Regions from separate parts of the Homo sapiens genome. Here all the other regions are linked to region 1. A link is a contact called in ENCODE Hi-C or POLR2A ChIA-PET data. All regions are on one chromosome and are shown on one strand. The core of a region is the stretch at or near the end of the contact, and the rest is flanking DNA. Distances in the headings are between cores, read along the strand shown.

Region 1 (3,713 bases), core at 852-3,351:
GACATGAGTCCTGAGTTCAAGAAGCTATGTGGGCTCAGGATGTAAATACATAAAATATGTCATACTGATTCCCACTTACCCAGTCCCTCTGTAACTAGATCTCATGAGTTGGAATGCTGCAACCCTCCATGGGCTCCTTTATCTTAAAAAAAGAGATGTAGCAGCCGGGTGCGGTGGCTCACGCCTGTAATCCCAGCACTTTGGGAGGCCGAGGCGGGCAGATCACGAGGTCAGGAGATGGAGACCATCCTGGCCAACATGGTGAAACCCCGTCTGTACTAAAAACACAAAAATTAGCTGGGTGTGGTGGTGCGCGCCTGTAATCCCAGCTACTCGGGAGGCTGAGGCAGGAGAATCACCTGAACCCGGGAGGCGGAGATTGCAGTGAGCCGAGATGGCGCCACTGCACTCCAGCCTGGCTACAGAGCTAGACTCCGTCCCAAAAAATAAAATAGAATAAAATGGCCAAGAATCAGGGAGAGAACCTGTGCTGCTGCCTGTACAGATGCCCAGCGCCCGCCCAACACCACACAGAATCAGAATCTGCAGGGACTGAGCACCCGTGGTCTGGCATCTGAAGCCAGGCCATCTTGGTTCACATCCCTGCTCCTTCCCAGCTGTGTGACACGCCTTGGATAAGCGACTTAACCACGTTGACTCAGTCTCCTCATCAAGTGAATGGGGCTAACAGTATCTATACCTCCTACCAGGGAAAACAGTATGTCAAGACTTTGCACCACACCTGGTAACTACCCTAAATGCTCCACAAGACCAAGCACTTCCTATCATCATTCATTCATTACTGCAATTCGGTAGGGAAAACCCTCCAGTCACAGGGAGCACCGAATGGGGGAATCAGAGCCAGACAGGTAGAGAGCTTGCCTGCATTTGTGCAACTAGAAAAGGGGGGGAGCTAAAAATAGGCCTCAGAAGTCTTGAAGCTACAGCGATGGCAACACGACTATGGATGGAAGCAGACATCAGCCTTATGGTGCCTTCTCGGGGGATCTGGAAGTGTAACCTTGTCAAAAACACTCAGGTGGGCTGTCAGCGCTCCACAGAGGAGGGACTCGCACGGTCTCTTGTCTGGAAGTGCAGCAAAAAGGGCCAAAGAGCAGCCAGGGTTTTCGGCGGCCCAGATCCTGCGGCGGGGCCTAAATGAGGGGGAGACGAAGCGCCCCGAAGGATCCGGGGGGAACTGGCGGGAAGTGGGGGCCGAAGTTCGGGGCGGGGACGGGGTGAAAACGGCCTGGGCTTCCTCCGTCCGCGGTGTGCGGCTGGCCCGCGGAGGACGAGGGCCTCACGGGCTTAGGAGATAGGCAGCCAGGCCGGGGAAGGGGAGATGCCGGGTGGCGGAGGACGAGGGGGCGGGGAGGGAGCGTGGCGCGCTCCGGGCCACAACCAGGCCCTAAGGTCTATTTACATCCGTGGCCGAAGCACTGGGGCCGCGCCTCCCGCCCCCTTCAGCCCCGAGCTTGGCTGCGACGCAGAGGGGCCTTAGGGCTGCGATCCCGATGGCCACCCGGCTCCTCTAGCCAGACGGCTGCAGTGGCTGGGGTTGCCGGGAGTGATGGGCCGGGCCGGTGAGCCCGGCCTGAGGGGACGCAATAGGGGGCGGCTGCAAGGCCCGCCACGGCGCTAGCCTGGAGCGGACGAAACCCTTGCACTCTGCGGTGCTCCCCCCAAGGGCTTGTGGCCCCTAGTCCTCCCGCCGCCCGTTCCCCGGCCGCCAGCCGGTCCCCAACGGCGCCTCCCCTACCTTCGTTCGCCAGGTCCGCCATTTTACTTCCTTAAGCCCTCCCACAAGGCCCCGCGCCGGCCCAGGCTCGCCTGCTTTCTGCCAGAAACTCCCGCGCGTGCGCACTTAACAAGCCGACTCCGTGTGAGGCGGCCAGCTCGCGCCTGCGCGCTGAATGCCGCGCGGAGGCGAGCCCCGGATCGCCTGCCCTGCAGAGCAGCCTGCCCTGACGAGCCGCGCTCCTAGCACGCACCTGCGCACGAGCCATCTCCCGCCTCCTTTTCCCGCCGACTGAGAGGGCGGGGAAAGGGCCGGGAAGGGCGCATGCGCAGTGGCAGCGACTAAGGTTTAGTGAGGCGGCACCGCGCGGCCCGAGGCGGGTCTTGAAGCACTCGTTTTCCCACTCGTTTTCCGGGGTTCCCCCGCGGTGGGACAGTGAGCAGTTCAGGGCGCCGCAGCCGAGGCCTTCCTCCAGGTAAATCGCCGGGCCTGCGGGGGCTTCCCACACGCGCGGGCGGGAGACGCGTTGCCTCCTACCTCAGTTTACCCGCCTTAGGAGCCGGTACCTTCGGCAAACGCTTTCCTGAAACCACGGGGGAAGTGGCGAGAGGGCGCGGGGTGCTTGGGATTGGGGGGTAAATCAGAGCTCATCGGCGGGGGCGGGGGTCGTGGTCAGGCTCTAGGAGGGGGCGCAGCCCTGGGACCCAGGTGCTGGCGTTGGGGGCGGGGGGAGCCGGCGCGAGGGACTCGACCCCTCGGAGCTACGAGAATCAACTTCACAAGCTCATGGGAGGGGAACCGCGCGCCTCCAGGTTACCCATCTGTAAAATGGGACCATCAGCCTCACTCACAAGGCTCATGGGAGGGTCCTGGACACCCTGGAGTTGTTCTCTACTCACCTGCTATGAATCTCTCAGCAAATCCTTCGGACTTGGCCTTGCCTCCAAAATACAGCCCAGAGCCACCCATTGTCACCCCCAGGCTGTCACCACCCTAGGCCACATCGTCCGTATCTATCTCATGGAAGACTTGGACAGCGGCCTCTCTGCTATCCTTTGCTGCATTCTTTTGAAGCCCCAGGCTTGGTTCTGCACATGGCCGCAGGCTGAGGAGTCTTTGAAAAATATAATCAGCCAGACGCGGTAGCTCACCCCTGGAATCCCAGCACTGCGGGAGGCCAAGGTGGGAGGATCGCTTGAGCTCAGTTCAAAACCAGCCTAGGCAACAGAGCAAGACCCCATCTCTACAAAAACACAAAAATTACCCGGATGTGGTGGTGCAAGCCTGTGGTCCCAGCTACTTGGGAGGCTGAGGCAGGAGGATCACTTGAGCCCAGGAGGTTGAGGCTGCAGTGAGCTGTGACAGTGCCACTGCCACCATCCTAGGGACACAGCAAGAACCTCCCCCATATATATACACATATATACTTTGTTTTTATCTATATATATACACACAGATATATACATACACGTGTGCATATATATGTGTGTGTGTGTATATATATATATATACACATAGACTGAAAATGGAAATATCAAGGCCACTCAGTGCTTCCAGAGGGCTCTCAGCTGAACTTGGAATATCCTAAACCTTGTATTCAGGTTTATGAAGTCCCCTGAACTTGGCTCCCATGCCCTGCTTTGTTCCCCCTTGCTCATTGCTGTTCAGCCGCGTGGGTCTTTCCATCCTTGGAGCACAAGCTCATTCCAACCTAAGGGTCTTTGCACTTGGTCGTCTCTCTGCCTGGGACCTTGTGTTTCAGGTCTTACCTAGGTTGGAGTCCCAGCTCTGCACCTTTTTGAGTATGATCTAAAAGAGAGCGAGGAGTACTACAATCTGTGGGCCAGATATAGTCTATGAGCTAAAAATGGTTCCTCCCTCCCTCCCCTTGTTCCCTCCCTCCCTTTCCTTCCCTTCCCTTTCTTTTATTTATTTTGGAATCTAACTCTGTTGCCCACGCTGGAGTGCAGTGGTA
Region 2 (3,713 bases), core at 534-3,033, 390 kb after region 1:
AGGGAGAAAATAATAAAATAAAGGCCGGGCATGGTGGCTCAGGCCTATAATCCCAGCACTTTGGGAGGCCGAGGCAGACGGGTCACCTGAGATCAGGAGTTTGAGATCAGCCTGGCCAATGTGGTGAAACCCTGTCTCTACTAAAAATACAAAAAATTAGCCGGGCGTGGTGGCAGGCGCCTGTAGTCCCAGCTACTCGGGAGGCTGAGGCAGGAGAATGGTGTGAACCCGGGAGGCAGAGCTTGCAGTGAGCCAAGATCCCGCCACTGCACTTCAGCCTGGGTGACAGAGCGAGACTGTGTGTCAAAAAAAAAAAAACCCAAAAACCAAAAAAATAAAAAACAAAAATTAGTTGGGCGTGGTGGCAGCTTCCCGTAATCCCAGCTACTCGGGAGGCTGAGGCAGGAGAATCGCTTGAACCCGGAAGGCAGAGGTTGCAGTGAGCCAAGACCGCACCATTGCACTCCAGCCTGAGTGACAAGAGCGAAATTCGGTCTCAAAAACAAACAAAACAAAAAAGCTGGGCATGATGGTTCGTTGCCTGTAATCCCAGCTACTCGGGAGGCTGAGGCATGAGAATCACTTAAACCCCAGAGGCAGCGGTTGCAAATCTTCAGGGCCTGAGATCGTGCCACTGCGCTCCAGGTTGGGCGACAGAGTGAGACTCTGTCTCAAAAATAAACAAATAAAAATAAATATAAACAAAAGTAGAGAAAACAGGGTAATGAGACCCCACGTACTTATCACACCAATTCAACAATTAATTCACGGTCAAAGATGATTCTTCCCTACCCGCCCCCTCCCTGCCCCCACAGCCTGGATTTATGTGGAAGCAAATCCCAGAGATCTTTTTTCTGTAAATATTTTTTTTTCAGTTTGCGTTTGTAAAAAACGATGACTCTTTTTTTTTTTTTTGAGACAATGTTTTGCTGTGTCGCCCAGGCTGGAGTGCAGTGGCGGGATCTCTGTTCACTGCAACCTCCGCCTCCTGGGTTCAAGCAATTCTCCTGCCTCAGCCTCCTGAGTCGCTGGGATTACAGGCACGCGCGCCACCAAGCTCGGCTCATTTTTTGTATTTTCAGTAGAGACGGGTTTTCACCATGCTGGCCAGGCTGGTCTCGAACTCCTGACCTCAGGTGATCCACCCGCCTCGGCCTCCCGAAGTGCTGGGATTACAGGCGTGAGCCACCACGCCCGGCCGAGGAATCAAAAAGACAACCATAATGCCATTTTCAAACCTAAAGTAATAGTGATACGGAGACGGGGAAATGAATGATACCTCGCTCTGACCTTTGACCATAAGCCCTAACTCTGGATAGCTGGCCCCACCACACACATAATCGTGGCCTTGACGTCAGTCCCCTGACCCCGGACCCTTATCTCGGCCTGACTGTACTCTGCCCTTAACCTCTAGCCCTAGTCGACTCCATAACCGTGGCCTTGGCCCCAGTCCCCCTGACTTCCGGACTTCAGACCAGATACTGCCCATATCCCCTTATGAAGTCTTGGCCAGGCAACCCCTAGGGTGTACGTTTTCTAATGATTAAAGAGGCGGTGCTAAGCTGCAGACGGACTTGCGACTCAGCCACTGGTGTAAGTCAGGCGGGAGGTGGCGCCCAATAAGCTCAAGAGAGGAGGCGGGTTCTGGAAAAAGGCCAATAGCCTGTGAAGGCGAGTCTAGCAGCAACCAATAGCTATGAGCGAGAGGCGGGACTCTGAGGGAAGTCAATCGCTGCCGCAGGTACCGCCAATGGCTTTTGGCGGGGGCGTTCCCCAACCCTGCCCTCTCTCATGACCCCGCTCCGGGATTATGGCCGGGACTGGGCTGCTGGCGCTGCGGACGCTGCCAGGGCCCAGCTGGGTGCGAGGCTCGGGCCCTTCCGTGCTGAGCCGCCTGCAGGACGCGGCCGTGGTGCGGCCTGGCTTCCTGAGCACGGCAGAGGAGGAGACGCTGAGCCGAGAACTGGAGCCCGAGCTGCGCCGCCGCCGCTACGAATACGATCACTGGGACGCGGTGAGACCGGCAGCGCCGGGGGCGAGGGACGGGGGCTCGTCGGGGGCGCGGCCTGGGGACGTGGAGCATCAGATGGGGCGGGGACACGCTGGGGGCGGTACCTAGAGCGGGGATTTGGAGCGGGGACAGAGGAGACGAGCGCCGGGACCGGGCAGGGCCACACTGGGGGCGGTTACAGTACCGTTTAGCGTGGGGGCGGGGCTACGGTGCTGGGGTTGTGGGGCCAGGGGGGTCGGGCGCAGGGATGGGGCGGGGCCACGCTGGGGCGGGGACAAAGGAGACAGCGCAGGGATGGGGCGGGGGCACTCTGGGGGCGGGACAGGAGGCGAGCGTAGGGACGGGGCGTGGCCACGCTGGGGGCGGGGACAGTGGGGACCAGTGCTGGGATGGGGCGTGGCCACGCTTGGGGGCGGTTACAGCGCAGTCGAGCGTGGGGGTGGGGCCAGGGAGTCGGGTGTAGGGTTGGGGTGCGATTACGCTGCTAGCAGTTACAGTGCAGAAGAACGTGGCGGCTGGGATTGGGGCGTGGTCAGGTCGTCGAGCGCATGGATGGGGCGGGGCCAAGCTTGGGGCGGGGTCCGTGGAGTCAAGCGCCGGGATGGGTTGGGGCCATGCTGTGGGGGGGACGGGGAAGTCGAGGTTTAGAGAGGGCAGAACCACGCTGGGGGCGGAGATAGGGGAGACACATGCTGGGATGGGGCAGGGCCTTTTTGGGGTCGGTAGCTATTGCAGGGATTTGGGAGCTGGGCTATGGTGGGGGCTGGGCTGAAACTCTGGCTGTGGGAGGGGCGGGACCTGGGGGATGAGGACCTTGGGGTCAGGGAGAGCACTTTTGCGACCTGGGACCAAGGTTAGGGGCGGAAACGGATGTGGAGCCAGATGATGTTGAGAGACAGAGACAGGACACTTGGGTGGGGTCAAGTTGTAGGGAGATTCAGCCAATTGAATGCTGGGGCCGGGCCAGCATTGGGGACCTGGAATTGTAGCCTCAGGGTGAGTACTAAGGACTGAGGTCACACCTAGGTAGGGCCATAGTTGAGGGGCTAGGGGAGTTTGAGTTGAGGGCAGGGTCAAGAGTCACATAGGGAAACCAGCCCCTTGCCGTTTTCTGCCCCTCCTTGCCTCAGTTTCCTTGTTCCCTCTGGGAGCTCCCAGGCTTAACCGAGCTCTCTGTGCAGGCCATCCACGGCTTCCGAGAGACAGAGAAGTCGCGCTGGTCAGAAGCCAGCCGGGCCATCCTGCAGCGCGTGCAGGCGGCCGCCTTTGGCCCCGGCCAGACCCTGCTCTCCTCCGTGCACGTGCTGGACCTGGAAGCCCGCGGCTACATCAAGCCCCACGTGGACAGCATCAAGGTGGGCAGAGGACGGTGCCTTGGCACTCCCAGCCAGGGGGTAGGCAGGCCCGGTTAGATCCTGACCCATCCCCACGCCTCTTTTGCAGTTCTGCGGGGCCACCATCGCCGGCCTGTCTCTCCTGTCTCCCAGCGTTATGCGGCTGGTGCACACCCAGGAGCCGGGGGAGTGGCTGGAACTCTTGCTGGAGCCGGGCTCCCTCTACATCCTTAGGTACCTCCATCCAGGCAGCACCCACCCCTCCAAGAATGTGCCATCCGCCCACCCTGTGCCCTGGGTACTTTCCCTCAATCCAGCCCTCCCCGAAGACGCCTTTACCCCAGGGTCTGTGTGGGAGGCAGCAGGGG
Region 3 (3,713 bases), core at 865-3,364, 360 kb before region 1:
GCTGGAGGGAGAAAAGTAAGGCGACTAACTTCTAATGAGGACCGGGTTTCCTTTTTGGGTGATGAAAATCCAGAAGGAGACGGTGGTGGTGGTGGCAGAGCCTTGTGTATACACTAGGAAGCACTGAATTGTACACCTTAACCTGATGAATTTAACGGTCTGTGAATTAAACCTTCACATTCAAAAACCGTAATAGTAAAAAATAGGCTGAGTGCAAATACCCCAACAATCTACTTTGGACCCTAGCAAAGCTGAGTTCTATTCGGTCTCAGGTTGGTGTCCTTTTCTTTGGGTTAAGACCTATTTTTTGAACCAGGAAGGAAGCCAAGTAGGTACATTTGGTTCCTCAGACCCGTAGAAGTAGCTTTAAGAGCTTGTCTTTCTCTAGTTGACTTTTAATCCCAATGGCAGAAGCTGAAACGTTTTTCGTATATTTTAATTGCACTTGGCACCTGTACATCTCTTTCCTCCTCCCTGTGCCCTTGACAGAGCTACCTGTTAGGTGGTGACGAGCAAAGCTAACTCTTAGTGGAGGGACACCGAGTACCAGAGAAATTCTCCCAGCCTAGAAGGCGGGAAGAGCACACTACACACCATTTCTCTAAATTCTCTGAACACTCAAGCCCCAAGCAGCATATGTACAATACCTTTAACACATCTCTTGGCTGACTTCTTGCTGGTGGCTTCTAACTCGATGCCAATTTCATCAGGATCTTGCCCCTCTTCTTTAACCGCCTATTAGGGAGAGATGAGTTTTACAACATCATTAAGAGCTGCAGGGCACACACTGTTCCTTACAAGTAACAACCTCCCATGAAACAAAGGCAAACCCGTCCTTGCAAAGAGCAACTCCGGGTCAGCTATCTGGGCCGCAAGCCCAAAAGGCGGAGGAGGAACCCCGCACAACTTGGGTCTCTCTGGGTCCAAATGACAAAGGAGAGGGAGGCTGTGAGCAGGAGCTCCAGAATTGGGGTCAAGGACCAGTTCCAAAATGGCAACTCAACTCGACAATGCCAAACCTTCGACTTTAAAGTTATATGATGGGACAAATTAGAACAGAGAGGCTGCACTTGGCCCGGCCTCGGTGAAGGGCTGGCCACCGCTGGTGAGGAGGAACAGCAGCCAGCCTGGGGAGATTCAACAGGTCCCTCAGTGCCTGCCACCTGCCGGGTCCAGGACTGGGTACCCACAAGCTCCCTCCCTATGCTCAAGTTGTTTGTTCCAGTTGCGGAAACAGACAATTCCCAACCCCTTAATATTTTGCATTTAGCCCCTGCTTTCAGCGAGGTGCGACACAAACGCAGGATGAGCTGGCAAGGAGGTGGGGCAGCGCATTAGGAAGGGCGCTCAGGAAGGTGATGTCTCAGGCAGACCCAAAATGACAACAAGGGGCCGGCCACGAGAAGATCTGGGGGACCCGGGTGGACAGCTTCGTAAAGGCCAAAGCCCTGGGGCAAGAACAAGCACCGCCCCCTTTCCTGTAAATGCTCTGGAGTCCGCCAGACACCCATTCTCCGGAGGAGGAAACTGAGGCACAGAGAGAAAGGCACCTGCCCAAGGTCACAGAGCCAAGGCTCGATCGGGAGCCCCAGGAGGGGTCCCGGGGCCACCCTGGTAGCGGAGAAGACCGCACGCTGAGCGCGCTTGAGGAGAAAAGGTGGAAAGAGGATAGGAAGGGAGGCACAGAGAGGAGCGGTGACGGGCCAAGGTCACACAGCCGGCCCCCTGGGTGCCCGACACCTCGAACCGGGGTCGGCCAAGACGCGGGGCGAACCCAGGGCGCCCCGGGTCCGGGAGCCGCGGTGACAGGTGCAGGCGGGGGCGTGCCCGGGCCTCCTGCGCCACCCCCGAGCCCCGCGCCGCCTCACCTTCTTGAGCCGCTCCATCAGGACGCTCTTGTTGCCGCCCGTGTCCAGGTTCCGCTTCTTCAGCTCCGCCCGCAGATCGATCACCCGCAGCTCGCTGAGCCGCCTCGTCCCAGTCTCCGCAACGCCCGGGCCGAGAGAAGCCGTGCCAGGGCCCGAGTCGCCCGACCCGGGCAGAGTCTCCGCCATCGTCGCGTTCCCGTCTTCGCCACCGACTCAGTCGCACACCGCCGGCAGCTATAGCGGCTCTGAACACAAAATGGCGCCGCCTAAGAGGAAAACGCACTCGTTTCCTCCCGCCCCGCTTTGCGGCCGCGCACGCGCACGCGCACCGCCCCCACTAGCGTACTTAGCAGCAAGGACGCTCGCGCGTCCACCAACCGCGGGTTCCCCGGCACAACGCGCAAGCGCTGAATCTGCAGCTCGCATGCGTCCCGGCAGTTCCCGGCGGGAGGCTGACGAGACGCAACGCGTCTGCGCACATCCCCGCGTTGTTCTCACTGCGCATGTGCAGTTGCAACCGGGATACTAGAACCTACGCTTGGTGCGCCTGCGCAGAAGCGAGGCGCGCTGGGGCGACTGGAGCGGTTCCCTCGCAGGCGGCGCCATTTTGTGCTAGGAGCCTGATAAAACCGGCCCGGTTCTGTGGAAAGTGGGCGGCGGAGCCAGGGTCCCTGGAATGGCGGAGACTCTGTCAGGCCTAGGTGATTCTGGAGCGGCGGGCGCGGCGGCTCTGAGCTCCGCCTCGTCAGAGACCGGGACGCGGCGCCTCAGCGACCTGCGAGTGATCGATCTGCGGGCGGAGCTGAGGAAACGGAATGTGGACTCGAGCGGCAACAAGAGCGTTTTGATGGAGCGGCTGAAGAAGGTGGATTTGGGGCCCCGAGGGCGGGCACAGGGTGGGTCTGGGGTCCTCTTGGCCGCGACGGTGGCTCGCGGGCCCTGGCGTCCGCCCCCGGCCGCGTTCGCGGCCTCGCCGGACCTGGCGCTCTCGCGTCCCCCGGCTCCTCCGAGGCCCCGGAGAGAGTTCCTTGGCCGGCTGGGCCTGGGTTCAAATCCTAACGCCGCAATGGGGCCAGGAGAACCACAAAAACGGCACGCGTGCAGGAGAAACGGTGACGGGTGACATCGTCCACTGAGAGGAGGGTTCTCCCCTCGTCTCGTCCCCTCCTCCGTACCTGGAGGGGAGACCCTGAAACCCTCACTTCCCAGGCGAGGGGAAGGGACTCGGCCAAGGTCACACGGCCGAGGACGGGCAGCGTCGGGATTTGAACCCAGGCCCTGGGATTCCTGATTCGGCTGCTTGGTTTCCCCAGGGAAGATGCTTTGTGACCCACAGGGGACCGACCAGCCTGAATCGGGGCTGATTTACAAAGGAAACACCCGTAGGACATACTCAAAGGGAAAAATAGAAAAAAACCCACCACAATCCAGTTTTCACGGTTTGCCGGTACTCGCTCGGTGAAGTAACGTGGCAGGAAGGAAAAGTGGTGTTGACGGTAGTGATCAGAAATGTGAAATGAGGGGAGACCCCGGGTGGACTTTAAAACCAGCCTCAGAACTGCCCGGGAGGCGGGCAGAGCCTGGGCTCCCCCAGCTCCGTCAGTCTCTCTGGACTTGGGGACCCTGCCAGCTCTCGGTGGCCTGATCTTGGGCATAGGAGACCTTGAACCCCTTCTGAGTCCTCTTTTCTATTCTTTTTTTTTTTTTTTCTCCTGTAAGAAGCAAAAAAGCAATAGGACTTTGATTTGGGGATTAAATAAGTTTGCGTGGAGCAGGCTTGGCGTGCTGCCTGGCGCATGTAAACACTCGGTGTGTGGTTGCCATCACGATTCGCTTTTCCTCTCT
Region 4 (3,713 bases), core at 391-2,890, 270 kb after region 1:
GCAGGGGTTGGGGAGGAGGTCTAATATTAGTGGCAAATAACCAAAATAAACTTCTTTTTCACACTTGGCCATTTCTAACACTGGACTGTCTCTCACAATCAGTGTGTACCCCTCATGTGCTTTCTCTCCTGCTCTCAGGACGGGTTCCTTCAATTGAAGTCACGGGAGACTTAGACTGAAGGAAGAGGAATCTGGCGTCAGGGGCAGGGCAAGTTTTACCGCCCCAAACAGCCACACTCCCCTTTCCTGGTGCTGTTGGTACCGGGTTCAATAGAAACAAGTGCCCCGGCCAGCATCCCCTCATGTGACTGCATCTACAGGGCACCTGGGGGGCTGCGAGCCGACACCGGCCACAGGAGAGGAAAGCAGGCCACTGTCATCTCAGATGACCCCTCTCCCCATCTGACAGCAGCTCTCTCTGCCCCTCTCGGTTTTGCCAAGCACACCAAGCCAGAAACGCAGGACTACTTGGCAGCCAGCACTGGCATGAAAGCGACAAAGGTGAGAGCTAAAAGGATTGCCAAGGAAATTAAGTCACATCAAATGATGCCTCAGAGAAGAGCTCCTGAGTCCAGCTGCTGATCTTGGCTAATGCCTCAAAACAAAGCAAGACAAAAATCAACCATGCTAAAGTCTGCTGGGAACGTAAAGCGGGAACGTGGCGGGGTCACCAAGCGGTAAAGCTGAAAGAGACCCCGAGAGCCAGTCCCAGCCCGAGCAGGGCCATGCATGTCAGTGGGGGCCCCCACCCCGGGAAGGCTCGGGGAGGCCGGCAGCCCCCGGCCCCTGCCCTGCCCAGGACCAGGGCATCAAAGCCTCCCAGGTCAGCTCTGCAGCCCCTCCCGAGGCCCTCACCCTGCCTCCTAACTGACTCCAGGGCACAGACAAGCACTTCCTGTTTGGCAGCCACTGAATTCCTTCTGGGAGAGATGGAGCCAGGTCTGCATTATAATGTCACTGACCTACTCCAGAACATCATGGGACAGGCGTGGGACAGGCACCTGGCTGGGGCTTCTGAAGCCACGGCCACAGAGCTTACGCCCAAAGAGGCAGGTGAACCCAGAGGACTCGACCCCTTATGCAGGATCTAACAGCAAATGCCACCATGTCACCCCCAGCGGATGAGCAGCTCTGCCCACCCAGCTCACCTCCCTCACACTCGCCCCAGCCCCGCTTCATCACCTGGACTCTGCCTTTCAAACAGCTGCCCCTCCCCCTAGAAGGGACCACCCCATCCTCTCAGCCTCACATAAGAAGAAGTCAATCGGCCGGGCACGGTGGCTCACGCCTGTAATCCCAGCACTTTGGGAGACCGAGGCAGGTGGATCACGAGGTCAGGAAACCGAGACCATCCTGGCTAACACGGTGAAACCCCCTCTCTACTAAAAATACAAAAAAATTAGCCAGGCATGGTGGCGGGCGCCTGTAGTCCCAGCCACTCGGGAGGCTGAGGTAGGAGAAAGGTGTGAACCCAGGAGGCAGGGCTTGCAGTGAGCCGAGATCACGCCACTGCACTCCAGCCTGGGTGACAGAGCAAGACTCCACCTCAAAAAAAAAAAAAAAAAAAAAAGAAGTCAATCTCGCTTCTTAAGAGAACCCAACCGACCCTTTCTAACTGGGTCCCCGTGACACACTCATAGCACCCAGCCCCTGGGCTTCCTGGAACTCATTCTGATGGGTCACTTCCTCTCCCGTGTGTCTGCCGTCTCTTGCCCTGTCAGTCTGTGAACTCCACAAGAGAGGGGAACGTGTTCACTTGGTCTTCACTGGGCCTAGACTTGGTAAATATCTGACACATGAAGAAATCCATGAAACTCCAGCAAAGAATGGAAGAAAAGCAATTCCTCCTCCTCACTGTAAACGAACATTAAAAAAAAAAAAACCCTCATTTGCGAAGAATAAATGACAAGGGCCTCCCTTACTAGATACCCACTACCCTTTGACAGTCTCCCCCGCCTCTCTCAACAGTGGGCTTGGTGCATGCCGCCAGCGGACAGCGAAAACAGAGGCATGGGCCTCAAGTGTGGCAAAGGGTTTCAGACACAAAACCAGAAGCACTCGCCAGAAAAACAACAGTAAGACGTCCATCAAAATAAAAAACGTTTGCTAGACAAAAATATACTATTAAGAGAATGAGAAGATAAGCCACAGACTTGGAGAAAATATTTGCAACTCATATACCAAGTACAGGACTTGTATCCAGAGTATATACAGAACTCTTAAAACTCAACAACAAGAAAACAGCTAACCCAATTTTTTTTAATGAGAGGGAAGGGCAAAATTCTGAACAGATACTTTACCAAAGAGAATATATGGGTTGCAAATAAGCACATGAAAACGATGCTCATTACCGTCGGCCGTCAGGGAGATGCAAATCAAAACCTAACCAGGTACCACTTCACACCCACTAGGACAGACGGCTATAATCAAAAAGGCAGAAAATGAGTTGCTGGTGAGGATGTAGAAAAATCAGAACCCTCATACCCGGCTGGGGGGGAATGTAAAATGGCACAGCTGCTGAAAAACAGTCTGGCAGTTACTCAAAAAGTTAAATAAAGAACGGGGCCAGGTGTGTTGGCTCACGCCTATAATCTCAACACTCTGGGAGGCTGAGGCAGGAGGATCACTTGAGGCTGGGGGTTTGAGCTCAGCCTTAGCAACATAGTGAGACTCTCTAACAAAAAAAAATTTTTTTAAATCTTTTCTTTTTTTCCTTTCTTTCTTTCTTTCTTTCTTTCTTCCATCTTTCCTTTCTTTCTTTCTTTTTTTTTTTTTTTAAAGAGATGGGGTTTCACCATGTTGCCCAGGCTGGTCTCAACCTCCTGAGCTCAAACAATCCTTCCACCTCGGCCTCCCAAAGTGCTGGGATTACAGGTATAAGCCGCCGTGCCCAGCCCTTAAAAAAGTTTTTTTAATAACTCACCGGATGTGAGGGCCGGGCACAGTGGCTCACGCCTGTAAACTCAGCACTTTGGGAGGCCGAGGTGGGCGGATCACGAGGTCAGGAGATCGAGACCATCCTGGCTAACATGGTGAAACCCCGTCTCTACTAAAAATACAAAAAAATTAGCCGGGCATGCTGGCAGGCACCTGTAGTCCCAGCTACTTGGGAGGCTGAGGCAGGAGAATGGCATGAACACGGGAGGCAGAGTTTGCAGTGAGCCAAGATTGTGCCACTGCACTCCAGCCTCGGCGACAGAGCGAGACTCCGTCTCAAAAAATAAACAAATAAAATTTTTTTTTAAAAAGAAAAACTCACTGGGTGTGGTGGCATGCACCTGTAGTCCCAGCTACTTGGGAGGCTAAGGCAGGAGGACTGCTTAAGTCCAGGAGACAGAGCTGTGTGAGCTGTGACTGCACCACTGCACCCCATCCAGCCTAAGCGACACAGTAAGGCCCTGTCTCAAAACAGACAAACAAAAAACCCAAAAAGTTGGCCGGTCACAGTGGCTCATGCCTGTAATCCCAGCTACTTGAGAGGCTGAGGCAGGAGAATCGCTTGAACTCAGGAGGTGGAGGTTGTAGTGGGCTGATATCGCACCTTTGCACTCCAGCCTGGGCAATAAGAGCAAAACTCCACCTCAAAAAGAAAATAAAAAGAAAACAAAGAGAAAAAAAAAAAAAGGAAAACAACCTGACCATATTCAAGGGCTGGCGAAGATTTGGAGCAACGGGAACTCTTCCTGCTGATGAGGCTGCAAAATGGCACAGCC

Evidence for each region. Hi-C counts contacts between places; a loop is a spot of excess contacts on that map. ChIA-PET counts read pairs that join two places held with the same protein, here RNA polymerase II (POLR2A). Pooled maps may share reads with other maps.
Region 2: a map of gastrocnemius medialis shows a loop between it and region 1 (14-fold over the local background). The contact joins the promoter of ALKBH7 here to the promoter of RANBP3-DT in region 1. A Hi-C loop is called at or near these places in 5 of 168 maps with a recorded cell type or tissue (CD4-positive, alpha-beta T cell, CD8-positive, alpha-beta T cell, ascending aorta and 2 more), 12 of 37 single-sample maps with no recorded cell type and 19 of 50 pooled maps. POLR2A ChIA-PET finds 5 or more read pairs at or near these places in 5 of 52 experiments (B cell, HepG2, WTC11 and 2 more).
Region 3: a map of CD8-positive, alpha-beta T cell shows a loop between it and region 1 (31-fold over the local background). The contact joins the promoter of SAFB2 here to the promoter of RANBP3-DT in region 1. A Hi-C loop is called at or near these places in 4 of 168 maps with a recorded cell type or tissue (CD8-positive, alpha-beta T cell, OCI-LY7, gastrocnemius medialis and 1 more), 10 of 37 single-sample maps with no recorded cell type and 15 of 50 pooled maps. POLR2A ChIA-PET finds 5 or more read pairs at or near these places in 1 of 52 experiments (B cell).
Region 4: a pooled map shows a loop between it and region 1 (7-fold over the local background). The contact joins the enhancer-like site here to the promoter of RANBP3-DT in region 1. A Hi-C loop is called at or near these places in 3 of 50 pooled maps. POLR2A ChIA-PET finds 5 or more read pairs at or near these places in 3 of 52 experiments (MCF 10A, PC-3 and WTC11).

Annotation. Positions count from the first base shown.
Region 1 is chr19:5,976,302-5,980,014 of GRCh38, forward strand. RANBP3-DT (RANBP3 divergent transcript) reads left to right here and starts at 2,102. Exons shown (of 4, transcript NR_046376.1): 1 at 2,102-2,213. It overlaps RANBP3 (RAN binding protein 3), which reads right to left and starts at 1,839. Exons shown (of 17, transcript NM_007322.3): 1 at 1,760-1,839. The coding sequence starts at 1,781. RefSeq lists silencers at 1,623-1,732, 1,963-2,132, 2,183-2,232.
Region 2 is chr19:6,371,011-6,374,723 of GRCh38, forward strand. It overlaps ALKBH7 (alkB homolog 7), which reads left to right and starts at 1,784. Exons shown (of 4, transcript NM_032306.4): 1 at 1,784-2,014; 2 at 3,193-3,366; 3 at 3,455-3,579. The coding sequence starts at 1,811. RefSeq lists an enhancer at 1,516-2,438 and a silencer at 2,108-2,507.
Region 3 is chr19:5,620,662-5,624,374 of GRCh38, forward strand. It overlaps SAFB2 (scaffold attachment factor B2), which reads right to left and starts at 2,115. Exons shown (of 21, transcript NM_014649.3): 1 at 1,869-2,115; 2 at 648-735. The coding sequence starts at 2,054. SAFB (scaffold attachment factor B) reads left to right here and starts at 2,422. Exons shown (of 21, transcript NM_001201338.2): 1 at 2,422-2,733. The coding sequence starts at 2,545. RefSeq lists silencers at 515-735, 1,740-1,859, 2,830-2,879 and enhancers at 654-1,386, 1,860-2,199, 2,120-2,852, 2,853-3,584.
Region 4 is chr19:6,242,496-6,246,208 of GRCh38, forward strand. All of the region lies in intron 3 of MLLT1 (MLLT1 super elongation complex subunit), which reads right to left. Among named protein-coding and RNA genes, the nearest start is that of MLLT1, 36 kb to the right of the region's middle. RefSeq lists an enhancer at 1,004-1,718. Within about 2 kb of position 1,641, at least 9 of the 41 ENCODE cell types and tissues checked have a DNase peak (open chromatin) inside an H3K27ac peak, as active enhancers do.